3 separate regions of the Homo sapiens genome follow, and regions 2 and 3 are each linked to region 1. A link is a contact called in ENCODE Hi-C or POLR2A ChIA-PET data. All regions are on one chromosome and are shown on one strand. Each heading gives the region's core, a stretch centred on a gene start or an enhancer-like site at or near the end of the contact. The rest is flanking DNA. Distances are from core to core; before and after follow the strand shown. Region 1 holds the start of HIF1A-AS3 (HIF1A antisense RNA 3). Region 2 holds the start of WDR89 (WD repeat domain 89). Region 3 overlaps PPP2R5E (protein phosphatase 2 regulatory subunit B'epsilon).

Region 1 (4,469 bases), core at 1,223-3,722:
TTCTAATCTGTTCCCATTAACAGATTAATAAATTTAGACTTCAAATGAATAATTTGCCCAAGCTTTAAAAGTAATAGATGGCAGACCAAAAATGTAAGCTTAAGTTTCCTGACTCTAAAGTCAAACTTAGAACAAATTTGGTTTGTTTTTGTTTTAATGATACTGCGTTTTAAAACAAAGTAGCTTTATCCTTTTTCTCCTGTATTTTTCTTTTACAAAATAGCTGTATTTCTTTTATACTGATAATCTCATTTTTAAAAATCAGACAGTGTAGAAAGATATTTTTTAAAACAGAAAAATCACTATGAATCCCTGCACCTACAGGTACAGAAAATTATTTTTATGAACAAATTATGTAGGAAGTGCCAGAGCCTTAGGTCCTTTACCCTGAGGTATATATACTGAACAAAAGGAACTGAGCCACAGATCTCTTAGGTAGCTCTTTTTATCTTACAATGGAGGACAGTGATTACAATTATATGAAAATTTTGGAACAAAAGTTAATACTAAGATTCAGTGCAAAATTTGGGGGGGGGGGGGGCACAGGTATACTTAAGCACAAACACTGTGACCCAAAGTGCTTCAACATTTAGTTACAGATAGTAGTATACTAGAAGTGGTATTTTAGAATAAAGTGGTTGCTTAGTATTCACAGGTCACAAAACAAAAAATTATTCTTGTATAGCAAATTAGCTTCAGTTGAAAACTATTTGTAAAAGCAGATTATGTAATGACCAGGAGTTCAGGAAAATGACTTCTGAAAGCATTGAGAAGGGAAAGCCACGTTAAAGGACAGTACAGCTGGAAGGAAGCAAGTACTTACCCACTGCTCAGTCACTAAGACAACAAGCTCCTTGGAGTGCTTTAAGCTACGGAATAGCAGAACTGGCCCTTCCCAATTTTATGCACCGTCACAAATTTCTTCATAATGGTTTTGTCCAAGGCTTATAACCCAACCCTGGCAACTATAATCCTTACTTTATGAAACAGCTGTATTTCTTTTATACTCATAACCCAGAAAAATGAGAATGTATGTTCTGAGTATAAAAGAAATGTAGCTATTCCATAAAAATACAGGAGAAAAAGAATAAAGCTATTTTAATTTTTTTAATGCAGTATCATTAAAAAACAAACCAAGTTTGTTCTAAGTTTGACTTTAGAGTCAGGAGACTTAAGCTTACATTTCTGGTCTGCCATCTATTACTTTTAGAGCTTGGGTAAATCTTCATTTGAGATCTAAATGCTATATATAGTTCATTCATAGCAGTACCAGATAAGGGAGGAGTATATCTATACAGTATATAGTCTTGAAGAAGTGATCTAAGGCTCGGAGCTTTTGAGGTGGCCATGAGTGACTCCAAAGTCCATGGAGCTAACCACCCTGCAGTGCTAGCCAATCCAGTTGAACATACCCTTTTCTCCATTGTTAACTGTTTGTTTAAATAGCAAACAGAAGGCGGCAATGGAGGTGTGGAAAACTGAGGATCCGATGTCACTTGAAAGTAATGAGATCACATAACATTGAGGGAATGTCCTAAGAGGAGTGGCAGGGCATAAATAGAAATGAATAAAAGTGTTTTCAAGTGCCATTTAGTGGGTTCTGAATTTGAACTAGAGATTGAGATATCCAGTTATGGAGACATTAACTCAAATTAACAAGGTAGTGAATGGGAAAGCACAAACTATAAAAGACTGTATCAATGTATGGTATTTTTTCCCAGAGCTGTTTTGACTTAATGGCATAATAGATATGTTTAAGTTTTTATAACCTCACGATTATCATTCCAAATCTTATTTTCCTCCTAGAAGCCTCTGTACAGAAAAGATGAACTTAAAATTACTCGCTTTGTAGAAACTTAATCTAAAAGTTCAAAATGTTTAAGTAGCAATACCTAAAACAAGTTGCAGAGTAAAGAATCCTCTTTTTTTCTTTTTTTCAACATTAAGATTTGGTTAAATAAAACCTTTGCAAACGTGTTGCCAGCTGGAACCAACAAAAATGTAAAGAAAAAAACTTTTACTTTTTTTTTTTTAAGTTTTCCACTAACCACTTTGCTCACATTTCGTTCCTTTAAATAGAGATGAACCTGTCGTCCCAGATTATTTTACAGAGAAATAGTGAAATTAGTGGAATTCGATACAAAAATAGTCTCCCTGTAGGATAAAAGTTATACTTTACCATAAACCTTCCTATGAACGCCTTCTGGAGCTTTGATGTGTTCACACCTTTCAGAGGTTTGGACATAATTTTTATTCTTACCTGTAGTGGATAGTTTTTCCAAGACGCTGCCCAGACACCCGATCTCCGTGTACTATTGAATTTCGTTTATTCCCTTGTCTTGGCTCCATTCTGGGACGGAGAGGAAAGACAGGTGCCTGAGAGCGGCAGCGGTCAGAGCCCCGCGGGGAGAATACCAAGCATGCGGAAGGTACCCGGCACCCTTCTGTTCCTGGTGTGGCTGGCGCTACATGATGAGGATGCGAAACCCAAGCCAACCCGAGAAACTTCCCGAGCCCCGCCCGGCGCGCGGCAGGCCACGCCTCAGTACGTGCTCGGGCGCAGCACCGCAGTCCCGGGCCCCGCCCGCGGCCCCGGCCGTGGGCTCCAGGGCTCCAGCCGCGCAAGGCGACTTTCGTGTACGCTGTGGGGTGGCTGCTGCCCGCTGCGCGTACGTGTGGGAGCGCATGCGGGAGGCCCTGGCCGCTCCTGGCCTGCGAACGGGCGGCGCCAGGCGTGGGGGGTCAGCCCTGGGCTTTGTCTTCTGGGACTTGTCAAAGTCGGAAGCCTAGTGCTTCCCCAAACTTTGTTTTTTAGATGGGGGGGGCGTGGGCGAATGGGACTTGATGTATTGCGGAAGAGCTGCCTCCCGAAATTCCCAAGCAAATGCTTTGGGGTATGAAGCTTTTTCTTTGTAGAATAGAAAAAGTTGAGTTCTAACAGATTGGATAGTGGTTAGTTATATAATACTTTTTTAAAAAAAATTAGACATCTAATCAAAAATAGAGGAGTTCTATGTTTATTTAAATATATTCCTCTTAAGGCACTCAAAGAGTTCGTTTATTTTAAATAAAGCACGTTGAGATATGCCTAGTTAAGGATCTCGAAACTTTATCCCACTTGGTGCCGTTTTTATTTTGGTGGTTTTGTGGGGGGTGGTTTTTTGGGCTTTTTACTGTTTTGATTTTATTGTATGCCAGCTATTGAGAATCCTTTGGGAGAAGATAATCTTGTTGGACAGAAGGGAGATGAGTGTATAGAGTACGGAAAAAGCTTGGAGCCTTAATCTCTGTAATAATTGGTATGTTCAGATTGCACAATGTATTATAAAGTACAAAGCCAGGTATTTAGAATAAATAACTTCGCCTCTGCATATCCACAGCTCACTACATTTTACATTTTATTTTCATTTGTTTCCTTCAGGAAAATTCATTGTTTGTGGTTTCCTCAAATAGCATTTTATAGAAAGCAAAGGTACACTTTTCAAAAGTAGTTGAGGTGTTTTAGATACTTTTTTACTAATAAAAACTGATCTGTAGCCTCACTTATCATATGTGTGTGTGTTCGTGTCTAATCAGGGAGGTGCCCTTTAATGAGAGTGCCATAATTCTTTTGGTCCTACGGATGCATAATCATTATAGATGGACAATTTTCCATAGAAGAGAGCAGGCTGGTGGGGCTGTAATATTTATCACAAAGGGTCATGCTTTTTACAAAGTAGAGAAACACTGTGTAAAGTCAGACAAGTAGATTAGGATTCTGTGAAGTAAAATCTAATTTTAAAGATCTTTGAAATATTAACATTAAAAACCCTGTTTTATGTAGAGATCCTTTCCAAATATGACTGGATAATATTATTTCCTCTGAAATGGATTTTTAAAAACGGTTCTACATACAACTGCTATGACAAAATCTTTCATAGGCGTACAGAAACAAGCTGGACAGAAGTCATAAACTGTTGCCTGACTCCCTAATCTGCTGGTAGAATATTAAAGCAAAAACCTAAAGAAAGTGAGCTACAAATACGGAAAATTAGAAAGGAGCCAATACAGCCTGGGAGGTACTTTGCATCAGCCTTTGCCTCTTACTTAGAGTTTTCCCAACTGCAAATATTTATCATTCCTGTGAATTTCCTTATCACTTCCTCTTTAGCTTTCTCACTTCTCTTTTTTTAACCTTATAATTTTTGCATGTCTTATCCCTCGTACTAAACTCTTAGTTTCTTCAGAGCATGGTTCCCATCTGACTCATCTTTGATCCGTCCTAAAGCCTTCCACTCTGCATGCGCAAAAACAACTCACACATGATCCAAGGTGGAGAGGATTTCAGGTGTGTCAGAGACTAGAGAAGAATTATGATCAGAGGAACAAAGTGGGGAACAGAACCATTTTCTAGCTCTTCCAGGGAGATCCATTCAATCAATGAGTAGTGTTGAGTGAGTACAAGATATTATTCTAAGACCTCTAGGTGA
Region 2 (4,469 bases), core at 497-2,996, 1.9 Mb after region 1:
GGAGATAAGCAGTCCATAGACGTTTCAGAGGATTTCTCACTTAAATGGTACTTGACTGCAAGTTACCACTGTTTTACTCGGCCATAGGTTGCAGTGCAGTCCAGGCTCCACAAGAAAGAATTTGAAAAGCAGAAACAGTCACGTGGCTTTCATCGGTAACATATTTTGTATCTATTAAATTATTTAATCCTCAGAACTCTAAGTAGTCAAGTTTGGTATTTATTTCAATTATACAGGTGAAAAAGCTGATGCTGACTTGTCCAGTCAAAGGTCAGTAACTGGTGCCTACTGCGATGTCTTTCCTCTAGATCATTTTACCTTGGTAACAATCGATTAATTCACTTCTAGGTGTGTTTTATTGACTTTTTTTTTTCTCTTTTTTGAGACGTTGTCTCACTCTGTCGCCCAGGCTGGAGTACAGTAGCACGATCTTGGCTCACTGCAACCTCTGCCTCCCGGGTTCAAGCGATTCTCCTGCCTCAGCCTCCCGAGTAGCTGGGACTACAGGCGCCCGCCACATTTTTGCATTCGTAGTAGAGACGGGGGTTTCACCATGTTGACCAGGCTGGTCTCGAACTCCTGACCTCGTGATCCGCCCGCCTCGGCCTCCCAAAGTGCTGGGATTACTGGCGTGAGCCACCGCGCCCAGGCTTTTATTGACTTTAAATAATTTCAAATTAATAAAGAAAACGGCCGGGCACGGTGGCTCACGCCTGTAATCCCAGCACTTTGGGAGGCAGAGGCGAGTGGATCACCTGAAGTCAGGAGTTCGAGACCGGCCTGACCAGTATGGTGAAATCCCGTCTCTACTAAAAATACAAAAATTAGCCGGGCGTGGTGCCAGGCGCCTATAATCCCGGCTACTCGGGAGGCTGAGGCTGGAGAATCGCTTGAACCCGGGGGGCGGAGGTTGCAGTAAGCCGAGATCGCCCCACTGCACTCCAGCCTGCGCGACAGCCTGAGACTCCATCTCAAAAAAAAAAAAAAAAAAGAAAAAGAAAAAGAAAAACAAAAAAGAAAACAGGAGCAACATTTTACAAATTATACCATCTTTTAATTTTACATCCATGGAAGCTGAATGCCACAATTTGTCAGAGACAAGCTAAAGAAAACACAAGAATGAGTAATGTCTAACACTGCTTCGCGTGAAAATGAGAACACTCACAGTACCTACCTCTTTAGATAGCCATGTGGTTTAAATGATATAATAGACCAGTTGCTGGTATCATACCACATCCCATACTACGGGTCGTCTCTTCCCAAGTGAAAATCTGCTTTCTGGCCTACAAAAGGATTATACTAAACCCTTTTAGTGGTGGGGAGAGTATCCGTGGAGAGGAAAGAGCAGGAGGAAACAGGTCTTTCCCTGAAAATGAGCAAGGGCGTTTGGCTTTTATTGAAAAACGCCCCAGAGGAAGTACTGGGAACTGCACCGGCAACAGCAGCCTGACCCGCAGAAGTTTCTTTGGCCAGGGCCAGCACAGGTTTGACCTGGTGGCTCCGACGGCGGAGCGAGACTGCCAACACGTGCACACTCCGTCCAGACCTCCCACTTCCCTCCGCGCTCCCGCGATAGCTGTCCAGCAACTCTAGCTTTCTAGACTCAACCACGGCGTCGCCGCTCGTCGAGAGGGCTGCCCATCCCGGGGACCCGCCCAGCCTGGCCCAGCAAAATGTACCTTAGTAGCCTCAACCTGTACCGGAGAAAACGCAGGCTGCGCGGCGGCTTAGAGCGGTCAAGTGGAACCCCGCCTCGACCTCTCTGATTGGGTAATGCGCACAAGAAAATCAAGAGGATTGGTCGGCTGCAGAGAGGCGGCCCGTAACGCGACGCGAAAGAAGTGGGGCATAGCGGCCCGGGGAATTCTTGCTAGCTTCCGATTGGACGAAAGCAGAACGCCTGCCCCTTCGTAGACCCAGCGTACGTACAACGCTCACACCACCACGCCGTACGCTGCGTTAGCGGAAGTTTAATGGCCCCATTGGTGGGATGCGTGGCCAATAAAGGGCAAGAATAAGGCGGATTCCGCCTTCCTCGTGGCTGACTGGATGCATCCGCTGGTACTGATTTACGTGAGTTTCAGCATTTAGACGTTCCGAGTTTCCACCGAGCCAGAGTTGGGTAGAGAGTTATTAAGATGACTAGGAGACTAATGCGGGGAGAAATAATTTAGTAGTTAGACTCAGGCCCTGAAACTACCACTCGTGTTCAGAAAGTCTACGTAATACCTTATTGTTTTCACGCGAAGAAACCAGCCCTTCAGGCCGGGCTGAATGTGGTTTAGGGATTCTCTGGCTGTCATTGGGTGAAAAAGCGATCAGTTTGAAGGTAGCTCCGCCTGGGCTCTAGGGAACTCTGGGATTTGTAGTCCGGAACTTTCGAGTCCTGTAGCTTTAAATGTGGTTGTTGCTACTGAGTTCTTTCATGTTGTTAATAACACCCATTGACATTTATTGTGGTTTGTTGGACTTTTTATCCTTTCGTTTATCAGCAGCATTAAAGACAACATTTAAGAAATGTGTAAACACTGCATGTATGTTCGTAAACAATAAATGTTAGTGTTTCCAACAATTTACTGCTGTGCCTAGCTGTATACTATATGTTCATGCTTACTGTACTAAGTAGATACTAAAATTATTTGTTTCTAAAACTTTTGCTGTTACAACAAAACAGTCTGATTTTCATATTAGTGTCCATTTACGATTATTTGAACCCTACATTTAGCAATTATGTGTACTGTGATGGCATAGGTAGCAGCTGCTTACATGAATCAAGTGTTGTTATGACATGAAGCAGAACTGGCTGCTATCTTCACAGGAAAATAGGGCTATGCTTAAAATGTCAAGCAAGACCACCATCAGGAGGAATACACATTGTATATTATTAAAGACTGTATTATAGTGTCTATTTTCAGCCTTTATTAAAACAGTTTTAGGACAGGCTTTTCCTGAGTCTATAGAATCCTGAACTCTTCTGTGAGCTAATTTAGCGGTATTTCATTTTTGTGTCTAGCAAAAGTAAAACCATTAATAAATACCAAAAACTTGCTGAGTAGACTTTTCGCTTTCGAAAAATTTTAATATTTTTTTCCTATTTTACATGTAATACAAACTTTCGACTGTAGAAGAAAAAAACATGATTTCGGATGTATGTAATACTTCTACACTTCTAGATTAAAATTAAGTACACTTTACAGAATTAAAGCTAAGCAAAAACTGCGTTCATTACTGATGCTTGTAATTATTGCATTTTTGTTTAAAATATCGAATTATTTTTGTCATTTTTGTATCTTATTTCTAAATGATTAGAGAAGGTTTCAGGTTGTTTGTAAAGGAAACATTACCGATTTAGCTCTTTGTTTTGTTTTGTTTTGGAGACAGGGTCTCGCTCTGTCATCCAGGCTGGAGTGCACTGGCAGGAGGTGGGATCATGGTTCACTGCAGCCTCGACGTCCTGGGCTCAAGTGAGCCTGCCACCTCAGCCTCCTGAATTGCTGAGACTACTGGCACACGCCACCAAGCCCAGATTTTTTTTTTTTTTTTTTTTTTTTGAGATGGAGTCTCGCTCTGTCGCCCAGGCTGGAGTGCAGTGGCGCGATCTCAGCTCACTACAACCTCCGCCTCCCGGGTTCAAGAGATTCTCCTGCCTCAGCCTCCCAAGTAGCTGGGACTACAGGCACATGCCACCATGCCCGGCTAATCTTTTGTATTTTTAGTAGAGACGGGGTTTCACTGTGTTAGCCAGGATGGTCTCAAACTCCTGAGCTTGTGATCCACCTGCCTCGGCCTCCCAAAGTGCTAGGATTACAGGCGTGAGCCACTGCGCCCGGCCATATTTTTTGTGTAGACAGAGATTCGCTATGTTGCCCAGGCTGGTCTCGAACTCCTGAGTTCAAACGAGGCTCCTGCCTCGGCTTCCCAAAGTGCTGGGATTACAAGCTTATGCTCGTTTTTATTCCCAATAAATGAAGAGCGAAATTGGGTGTAAATCATCGATATATTTATCCTTGTAATATTCTATGTGATGTAGTAGGTGAAACATATGGATGGGTGAAGATGACTCTGGCAAAAATGCAGAATTATATTTTTAATGCTTTTCATTAGCTAGCATTTTAATGGTATTTTCCTTTTGCCTCTTATTTTAAATCAGTAGTTCATTTAACATGTTAATTAAATGTCATATAACTAAGAATAAACACCATTAAAAACTGAATCAAGGCTACTGTGGTTAGCGCTGTTTAGCTGAATGATAGATCAGCTGAGTGACTAAACTGTGGCCACATTTGGCTGATTTAAATTCTAAGTGTTCTCTCAGCACTTTTGGAAGCTTCTAAAATGTTTCATTTGTTTATTTTTGAGACAGAGTCTCCCTCTGTCACCCAGGCTGGAGTGCAGTGGCACAATCTCGGCTTATTGCAACCTCCACCTCCCAGGTTCAAGCAATTCTCATGCTTCAGCCTCCCGAATAG
Region 3 (4,469 bases), core at 839-3,338, 1.7 Mb after region 1:
AAGATATTATAAGGGCATATGTTGTAAAGAATGAAAACAAATGGATCTACTCTCAAAAAAAGTACAGTCCAGGGGGAAGCAAGATTTGCACCTATTAATAATGGCAAAAAATACAATTAAAGTGGCCGGGCGCGGTGGCTCACGCCTGTAATCCCAGCACTTTGGGAGGCCGAGGCGGGCTGATCACGAGGTCAGGAGATCAAGACCATCCTGGCTAACACGGTGAAAACCCATCTCTACTAAAAAAATACAAAAAAGTAGCCAGGCGTGGTGGCGAGCGCCTGTAGTCCCAGCTACTCAGGAGGCTGAGGCAGGAGAATGGCGTGAACCCGGGAGGCGGAGCTGGCAGTGAGCCGAGATCGTGCCACTGCACTCCAGCCTGGGCGACAGAGCAAGACTCCGTTTCAAAAAAATCAAGTAAAGTATCTGAATTTCATGGACCAAGTTGAGAGACAGAAAAGAAAAAAGCACCTGACAAGGAAATGGACCTCCAGCTTAGGTCCTTCATTATATCCTCCCATTAAAATCTTACAAAATTCCTGCCTAATACATGTTAATATTCCCATTTTACCTGTAAGAGAACCAAGGCTGCAAGATATTCAGTTTTATTATTCTGGGTCAATGGCTAACGTGTAAAAACAACTTCACTACAAAGAACCAGAAGGGATAATTTTACACCAAAATGAAATACTTCCTCCTCTCCATTTATTTGGACAGATAAATGTGGCAGTAGGATTATAAAGAATAAACAATGATTTTTGTCCTCCTCATCTCCTACCTCCCCACACCCCCCACTTTTTTTGAGACAAGGTCTCACTCTGTCACCCACGCTAGAGTGCAGTGGCACAGTCACAGCACACTGTAGCCTCGACCTCCCTGGCTGAAGCAATCCTCCCATTTCAGCCTCCCAAGTGGCTGGGATTACAGGCATGCACCACCACACCTAGCTAATTTTTGTAGTTTTTGTAAAGACAGTGCTTCACTATGTTACCCAGGGTGGTCTTGAACTCCTAGGCTCAAGGGATCCTTGCCGCCTGGACCTCCCAAAGTGCTGGGATTACAAGTGTGAGCCCCTGCATCCAGCCTCCTACCTCCCTACTTATAGCCCAGTTCCAACCCCAAGGCACACAGTATTCCACAATCACACTCTGCACTCATAACCTTTCCATAAGTTTAAAAAAAAAAAAAAACCGACTTGCCCTCTGATAATGTGGTGATTGATTATCCTGTCTACTAAAGGGTTAAGGGGTTATCTCTAGGAAGAACATATTTATATTATTAAAAAATACTTCATAGTGACAATAACAAAATGGCTTCATCCAATTGCATAATTTTAATAGGAATTTCCAGCATAAAACAAGCAAATTATCTGAAGACTCTATTGACACCTAATCTACTTTCACAGGATCATAAAAACAAGCCTTTATCAACAGATTAAAAAAAAAAAAAAACGTGGCTGAGCACAATGGCTCACACCTATAATCCCAACACTTTTGGAGGTTGAGGTGGGAAGATCAACACAGAAAGACCTCCGTCTCTACAAAAAAAAAAAAAAAATTACAGCATCCTAATAAAAAGATAAAATGTCTAATTCTGAAATTTTGACAATCTACATTGCTTGCTTGTACCATTAATGCACCCTGATATTACAAAGGTGACCAAGCAATAGCTTCTGAGCCATTTTTTACCCCACCCTGAAGTCCAAAGCAAGCATAGCATGCAGATGACAACATTTCTTTGAAAAAAGCCAAGTGGGGCAAGTTCAAGAGAGACCACTCTGAATGACATTCATCTAGATTCCAGAAACTCTCATATTACATAAATCTGCAAAAACACGCACCAGGCTCTCTTTGAGAATGGAGAGTACACATAAAAATGCGTAAGTTTCAAATTTCTGATAAAACCAGATGTCTTATGTATAGATTGTTCATAGACCCAGATGGGCCAGAAGAACCTCATTCATACAACTCTCACAAGTTTTCAGAATCTATCCTCTATTGAAAATATCATGATCTCCTACAGACAATACACTCTTTCAGGATCTTGACTATAAGCAATGTCAAAATACACTTGTTAATTAATGAATGAATAACCCAAAATAAACAAGAGTCACTGAAGACAGGTCAGGTATTAGAAAAAGATACGCATTCTAAAGAGCCATTTCCTGTTTCACAATAAATAGTTTCTGAAAATCTTGAATGAGTCATCCCTTCCCAGTCATATCATGTATACATAATAATAGTAAAAACTTAGTAAGCACTTACTCTGTGGCAGTCACTATTATAAGGAGTTTACATGTATTAACTCCTTTAATCCTTTCTACAATGCTGTGAGGTAGGTATTACCAACCTTATTTTTACATATAAAAATTGGCCCAAAGATATTTAGCAACTTGCCCACCATCACACAGCTGGAAAGGGGGCCCTGCTGAGCTTCAGACCTCCACAATCTGGCACCTGTACACTATCCCACCTCTGCTAAAGACTAATGAGAGCTGGCTTATCACTACTGATCATTTTTGTTTTCATCTAATATCTACAACGTACACTGGAGGGACCATCTGGAAGGGTTAATCTTCCTAATCTTCCTAACAGACTCTTTAACATAGATTGAGGAAGACAAGCATTCTGTCATCTATCTCCTCTTTGTACCAAGCAAAATGCAACTACCAAGGGTTAGAAAGATTCTCCAGCTGGCCTGTTATTTCTGTTAATATTTAAAAGCCCCCTTAGGCTGGGCACAGTGACTCATGCCTGTCATCCCAGCACTGTTGGAGGCCAAGGCAGGTGGATCACCTGAGTCAGATGTTCAAGGCCAACCTGGCCAACATGGCAAAACCCCATCTCTACCAAAAATACAAAAATTAATCGGGCATGGTGACAGGCGCCTGTAATCCCAGCTACTCAGGAGGCTGAGGCAGGAGAATCGGCTGAACCCAGGAGGCGGAGGTTGAAATGAGCTGAGATCACGCCATTTCACTCCAGCCTGGGTGACAAGAGTGAATCTCCATCTCAAAAAAAAATAAAATAAAGGACCCCTTTACATTAGTGTTAAGTCTCTCAAAAGATGATTCAAAGTCTTCTCTAACCTTCCAGCCTTCTCCTTTGCACTAAAGCTGGCTTACTTCAAGACTTCAACCTTGTTTGGATTTAATTTACTGTTCAGGAAAATGTAATGACACAGAAGTTTGGTTGTTTCATTTTGTTTTGAACACCTGACATTTGTTGAACTTGCATATGATTTGGAGTCTAACTGAGAGTTCAAACCTGTATTATCACCAGCACAGCCTAAGGTCAATTAGAAAGCCAGTTAGGTTGAATTGCTTTCAGCTAGTGATGGGACAGAAAGGAAGCATGAATAGAACAAGGAATAAACAAAGGAAAGGTGGAAGATATTTTAGACAAGAACAGCACAGAGGTGAGAGTGAGCACATTATGGGAGAAATTATAAGAAGATATGCATGTCTAGGGCATGGAAGACAGGTGACTAGAAAGAGTGGGAAATGAGAGGGAGGAATGAGGACATACCTGGCCAGAAAGGACTTTACAAACTGCAGGGTAACCTGGGTTTCATGTGGCTGACAACACAGAAATGTGGGACAGGAGCAAACATAATGAGAAGTGTTTTAGCGGGGGCTGAAGGGAGGCAATCAAATTAGCCAAAAACAATGTCATCAGAACCAAGTATGAAGAGTTATGAGGGCTTATACGAAGTTGATGGCCGTGGAAGAATAGAAGAAAAAGAAGCTGAGATACCAGAAGGTAAGAAACAAAGGGATTTTTTAAATTACATTAGATATAACAGAAAGGAAAGATAGTCAAAGATTACTAATGTTTCCAGGTTGGAAGAATGATGATACTGTTGGTAAAAATGAAACAATCAGACAGAGAAGTTAGTCAAGGAAGTTCATGAACTGTAGTGGCAACAACAGAATGTGAGGTAACTCCAAGGGAGAAAAAGACTCGAAATAGGACTGGAAACAAGGGGCTATAAATTAAACGGTAGAGATTCCAGAGTTTTCCCATAAAGGTGAAAGTTGAAATCAAAGGAACAGATAAGCTCAATGACTGAGTAAGGGGAAAACGAAGAACAGAAGGTTAAAAATGGAACCATGGGGCAGCTAGAGACAAGCTAAAGAAAACTCAACAATGAGGCAGAAAACTCAGGATAGGAAGGGACAGAGAACCAAGATGATGAAGTGCCCGCAAAAACAAGAAGTAAAGCTCTGAGACATTTCCCAGTGCTAACAGTGTACTAAAGATATACAAGAGTAAAACCTTCCGTAATTTTAAAGAAATGCCTCTAAATGCTAATGAAACAACCAAAACAGCTCTCTAGGAAGTCTGAGAAATGTCTGATGCAATCAGACTCAAGAGGCTGAGACAGGGCTAATTGTAATTTGGTTTTGGTGTGGATTTTATTAAATGAAGAAGAGTAACAGGAAAAGGGGATGACATGGAGAGAGAAAA

Evidence for each region. Hi-C counts contacts between places; a loop is a spot of excess contacts on that map. ChIA-PET counts read pairs that join two places held with the same protein, here RNA polymerase II (POLR2A). Pooled maps may share reads with other maps.
Region 2: a loop to region 1 is called in a pooled map, with 4 times the contacts of the local background. The contact joins the promoter of WDR89 here to the promoter of HIF1A-AS3 in region 1. A Hi-C loop is called at or near these places in 1 of 168 maps with a recorded cell type or tissue (CD8-positive, alpha-beta T cell), 1 of 37 single-sample maps with no recorded cell type and 9 of 50 pooled maps. POLR2A ChIA-PET finds 5 or more read pairs at or near these places in 1 of 52 experiments (naive thymus-derived CD4-positive, alpha-beta T cell).
Region 3: a pooled map shows a loop between it and region 1 (3-fold over the local background). The contact joins the enhancer-like site here to the promoter of HIF1A-AS3 in region 1. A Hi-C loop is called at or near these places in 2 of 37 single-sample maps with no recorded cell type and 3 of 50 pooled maps.

Annotation. Positions count from the first base shown.
Region 1 is chr14:61,748,625-61,753,093 of GRCh38, forward strand. HIF1A-AS3 (HIF1A antisense RNA 3) reads right to left here and starts at 2,473. Exons shown (of 3, transcript NR_144368.1): 1 at 2,261-2,473. HIF1A-AS2 (HIF1A antisense RNA 2) reads right to left here and starts at 465. Exons shown (of 1, transcript NR_045406.1): 1 at 1-465. RefSeq lists a silencer at 2,495-2,804.
Region 2 is chr14:63,640,125-63,644,593 of GRCh38, forward strand. It overlaps WDR89 (WD repeat domain 89), which reads right to left and starts at 1,747. Exons shown (of 3, transcript NM_080666.4): 1 at 1,680-1,747. It overlaps LOC105370532 (a long non-coding RNA gene), which reads left to right and starts at 1,937. Exons shown (of 3, transcript XR_001750790.3): 1 at 1,937-2,073. RefSeq lists enhancers at 1,335-1,994, 1,549-1,648, 2,059-2,328.
Region 3 is chr14:63,469,288-63,473,756 of GRCh38, forward strand. The region is part of intron 2 of PPP2R5E (protein phosphatase 2 regulatory subunit B'epsilon); the gene reads right to left. Among named protein-coding and RNA genes, the nearest start is that of PPP2R5E, 72 kb to the right of the region's middle. RefSeq lists an enhancer at 2,368-2,447. Within about 2 kb of position 2,089, at least 6 of the 41 ENCODE cell types and tissues checked have a DNase peak (open chromatin) inside an H3K27ac peak, as active enhancers do.